Regions from separate parts of the Homo sapiens genome. Here region 1 is linked to region 2. Evidence: chromatin loops called from intact Hi-C (ENCODE). Cell type or tissue: GM12878. All regions are shown on one strand.

What was found. Hi-C counts contacts between places; a loop is a spot of excess contacts. Peaks named below come from ENCODE experiments on the same cell type or tissue, not always from the same donor. Only the 100,000 strongest peaks of a DNase experiment are listed, where the experiment ranks them.
Region 1: it touches region 2 in a loop (2.7-fold over the local background); 2 of 110 quality-filtered maps call a loop at or near these places.

What each region holds. Positions count from the first base shown.
Region 1 is chr7:22,446,863-22,449,362 of GRCh38, reverse strand. All of the region lies in intron 4 of STEAP1B (STEAP family member 1B), which reads left to right. Among named protein-coding and RNA genes, the nearest start is that of STEAP1B, 52 kb to the left of the region's middle. RefSeq lists enhancers at 1,218-1,287, 1,298-1,347. In GM12878, no CTCF peak of the experiment used is centred here; DNase peaks (open chromatin) are centred at 1,392 and 2,162; H3K27ac peaks cover 893 bases.
Region 2 is chr7:21,938,795-21,941,294 of GRCh38, reverse strand. The region is part of intron 1 of CDCA7L (cell division cycle associated 7 like); the gene reads left to right. Among named protein-coding and RNA genes, the nearest start is that of CDCA7L, 5.9 kb to the left of the region's middle. In GM12878, no CTCF peak of the experiment used is centred here; DNase peaks (open chromatin) are centred at 1,474 and 2,064; H3K4me3 peaks cover 762 bases; H3K27ac peaks cover 1,578 bases.

The DNA.
Region 1 (2,500 bases), 510 kb before region 2:
AATCAAAACAATTGAACTCATGGAGATAGAGTGTAGAAGGATGGTTACCAGAGGCTGGGAAGGGTAGTGTTTGGGATGGAGATCAGGGGGTGGGGATGGTTAATGGGTACAATAAAAATAGAAAGAATGAATAAGACCTACTATTTGATAATACAACAGGGTGACTATAGTCAATAATAATTTAATCATACATTTAAAAAATCTGAAAGAGTGTAATCGGATTGTTTGTAACACAAAGGATAAATGCTTGGGATGGGTACCCCATTCTCCATTATGTGATTATCACATGTTGCATACCTATATCAAAACATCTCATGTACTCCATAAATACATACACCTACTATATACCCCTAAATTAAAAACTTAAAAAATTAAAAAAATTACAAATGGTACTTGTCTCTTACCTTACCTAGTCCCTACCAGATACAATGCTTGGCATGTCTAACTTGCTCTTGCTTGCTTGTTCGTGTGTCCCATGGCCCCTCAAGGACCTTCTGTGCTTTTGGCTCCCAGGGAAGCAGCCTTCCAGCTGGGATATGCTAGATTGGGTGTATCTCAGAGAATTAATTTCCATATCCCAGACTTCCACATGTACTCTTTCCTAATAAGATTGGCCTCAGAACATGCCTGCAGGGAGATATCATGAGAAACATTCTTTTTTCCCATCTTGCTTTCTGTGTTCAAAAAAAAAGTATACCTCTCCTGATTTTATGCTGCATTGTCTAAAGTTGTCATATTTATGTTGTTCTGAATAATTTCTTCATAATTTTAATGATAAGCCAATCCAGAAGAAAAATTTTAACATCTAAAGTCTTAAGATTATAGCAAATTAAAAAAATTAATTTGACTAATATTATTACTACACAGAATTATAATAGAATGATAACATATTTTTAAGCGTGAGGTCCCTTAAAAATGAGGTAATATTGGGGAAATGAAATGGAAATATGAGTTCAAGGAAAAAAGTTCTATTAAAAGATCATTCATGTATTTTAAAATTTTAGATGATAAATATATCATTTCTATCTATATTCCTTTGGATAATGGAAAAATATAATTGGTATCTATATTCCTTTGGCCATATAGAAATGCATTCATTAACATTTTGTTGTAAAGTGTCAATATTGACTACGTGCCATAATTACATCTTTGCAACTATTTTAACACGGGAAGGGAAACTTGAAGTCTCATCTGAAAAAGGTTCAAGAGGATATGTAGGTTTCTAAAATTGTTTTAGGAGATATGAGAGTAAACAATGTTGCCTCGCTATGATAAACCATAGATGAATAATGACTAGATGAATGAATAAGCAAACCAGCAACTGAAAGCAAGAAATCCCTTCTAGGGTAAATACAACTGAAAGCAAGAAATCCCTTCTAGGGTAAATGAAACCAATATGGGTTGCATGACGTTTATCCAATGCCTTCATGTCTTTGCATCTCAATTGCTCATCTGTAAAAAGGAGATGGTGATAACTGTTTGTGAGCCTTAGATGAGGTCATGCATGTAAATGTGCTTTGCACCTGGCAGGTCCTCAGTAAGTGTTTGCCGAAGTACTAGGTGGCAATGCAATTTGGGTATATCCATCTCTTCCTGTCCTAAGGGATGCTGGTCAGTGTACCAGAAGTAAAACAAATTGGCTTCTATGGCTGCACACCAGGACAGGTCTTGATTACATGAAGGACCTTACTAAACACCCTTCCATCCTAACAAAAATATGTGGAGCATTTGACCATTGCACAGGGATGAGTTCCCACTTTACTCCCACAAATGTGATTTGTGTCAGCTTTGCCCTACAAATGATGTGTTTGTGGACATTCCATCTTTGGAATCTATTAAAACAGTCATTGTCAAGTATTTATTTAGAGTCAATAGAACTACTATGTATTATATAAAATATAAAACACAGGCAGCATGCTTCATGCCAAAGTGGTTACTGAATCTACTCTTTTATAAATATACAATATTGACTGATCTTCCAACCAACTGAATTACAAGCTGACCAGTACACACACAAGAAGTCATTTCTTTATAACAGTTGATGACAGGCCTCTGTCACCAAACTGTATTGGAAGTTGGCCTGGCATTTAATAAGCAATGGTGACCAATTAAGGAAGTGAAATGCTTGTGCAAAGTGCCTAATATAATAAGGTTTTTGCCCATTACTGAGACATCAGTGATGTCCCAGAAGAGAAAGTGACTCTGGTTACAAAGTGGAACCAGGCCATGCTAAATTAGAGCTGCTTCTATACTAAGGCTACCAGTCATCTTTAACATCAAGAGTGCTCACTGAGCTCTTCAGACATTTACCCTAAAACAAGAGATGAATTTTAAAATGAGTCTTTTGATGCTCTCTGGAGAGCAAACCCTTAAGCTATATTCCTATAAAAATTAAGAATCTCATTCCAGACCCCAATTAAACTAAAAAATATTGTAGAGAGAGACAGAAAAATCAAGTTTCTACAATGTGCCAGCCACTGGCTAAGTGTTTTCCCAGATA
Region 2 (2,500 bases):
ATCTTTACAGTTTTCATTTTTAGTGACTGTCTAGTGTTTCTAGATGTGTATTTTATGTATTTTCTGTTGAAAAAATATTTTTTTCTTTATTAGAGGAAATAAATATCTCAGGGTGGTATACTGTATATCTTACGGCTTGTGTTGGAGTCTGCACTATTTTTAATAACTCTTTATAATGTATTTAATATCTCATAAAGGGAATGTGCCTGATTTTCAATGGTTAGGAGCCTCTGACACATTGTTTTCCTAGGGCATTTCCCCTTTTGTTGCGCTATATTAGCTGAAAGAAAGCAGTTTTTGCTGAGGTTAGAACCAAGCTTATGATAACTGGACTGAAAGAATGTTGTCTCCTTGAACTTAGAGCATCTCATAGAATGTTCTAGTTGGGGGGAAAGTGGAGAGTAGTCCCAGAAATCTGTTCTTTACATCCGGTCTGCCTAGAAAACCAAGAAAACCTATAAATGTGTCAGTGGACATTTAGTGGAAGTGACTGCAGATTAGGGCTATGGGGAATTTGTGGCAAGTTGGTCTCATTGACTTGGCGGAAGGCAGGGACACCCCATCCACAGCGCCCACATTCATGCTTCCACCTGTGCATCTACAGCAGGTTCTCCAGGGTGACTGCATCCTGCAGCTATGTAGGTTACTGCTCCTGGAAGTCTTCCCATCCATTGCCCCCACCGCTGGCTCAGGTGCTCGCCCTGGGAACTTCTGGAGTACCTGGGCTGACTTCCCTGATCACATTTATCATACCACACTGGAATTGTTTAAAGATTGTTTCTCTTACCCTACCACTTACGACTCAGTTTTCATCAGCTCTCTTAGCATGGTGTCTGGCATATATTTGATGCTTAGGAGACGATGTCCAGCATGTATTAGATGCCTAATAAATATCCATTGAATGGATGGAAGGGCAAAGTAGTATTGTTAGTAATATACTCTTTTAATTAACATTTATATAGCGTTTTCTACTTTTCAGAGCACTTCGCAGGCATAGTTTGGAAGTCATCAGGGCTGGTTCTTTTCCTTCCAGGTAAGTGGTGTAGGGTTGCACTTTCCTGGCCCTGAAACAGTCAAGGCTATTTGACTTGCTTTGGCCAGTGGAATATGAGAAGTACTATATGTCACTTCTAAGTGAATTATTTAAATGCCAGCATACCACTTACTGTATCTCATTCCCTCTGCCACTGCATCTGTCAGCATTCTGCAGAGTGGTAGCTCTATCAGCCCAGGTTCTGGTGTGAGGACAGTGTGGAATAGAGCCTTGGGCTGGCCTGTGATGGACATGTAATGTGAACAAGACGGAAGCCTTTTTTTTTTTTTTTTTTTTTGGTTTGAAGCTATTGATTGAGATTTAGGGTTGTTTGCTACTGCTTTATAGCTTGTCATATCCTAACAGACCAGGGTGCTCCTATTTCAGTTTTGGATTCAATCACTCTGTGGTTGTCATCTGAGTGATCTGGGGTCATGGTAGTCGTGGTAACAAACGTGGGTGGGTTTCTTTTTGATTGTTAGAGTGATGAGGGTGAGGGGAATGCCCCTGGTAAGTGGTTTGGAGTTCAGGGGTATTAAGTACCATGTGGCAGGCAGGAGAGTCCTACAGGATGAAGCAGTTGTTCTGTCCAAAACGTCAGTTGCACCTTGTTGGAAAACACTGAGAACAGACTTGTCCAATTTGATAATCTTTTAGACTCCAGAGAAATCTTAACATTGGCTTCACATGTTCTATCTGCTGACCTCCCTGGAGGAGGAAATTACTTCACACTTCCCAAGTGATTTGGTTCACTTCACTCCCAGGATCTCTGCCAAAATTCCAGTTCATTAGGTACTCATCTGCTGAATAGCTCTTCTAAGACCTGTGTAAATACATATCTAAAATGACTTCCCATTTATTTCTTCTCTTTTAAACATAACATTGACTACCCTGTGGGGCTTTTTATTGTGGTAAGATATACATAATAAAAGGTACTATTTTTAACCTTTCAGTGTTACTAAGTATAGTCACAATGTTGTGCCGCCATCACTGATCTCTCATGAGCTTTTTCATCATTTTAAACTGAAACTCTCTACCTACTAAACAATTACCCCTATGACCTCTTCCTCCAGCCCCTGGTTACTTCTGTTTTAGTTTCTGTCTCTGAGGATATGACTATCCTAGGTATCTCATATGAGTGGAATCATATGGTATTTGTCCTTTTGTCACTGGCTCATTTCACTTAACATTGTTATTAAAGTTTATCCATGTTATAGTATGTATCAGAATTTTTTTTCAATTATTTCTCTTTTGAGACAGGGTCTCACTCTGTTGCCCAGGCTGGAGTGCAGTGGTGCTATCGTGGCTCACTGCGCCTTGACCTCCTGGGCTCAAGTGATCCTCCCACTGCAACCTCTTGAGTAGCTGGGACTATAGGTATGTACTACCCTGCTTGGCTAATTTTTCTTTTTAAAATTTCTGGTAGAGATGGAGTCTCTGTGTTGCCCAGGTTGGTCTTGAACTCCT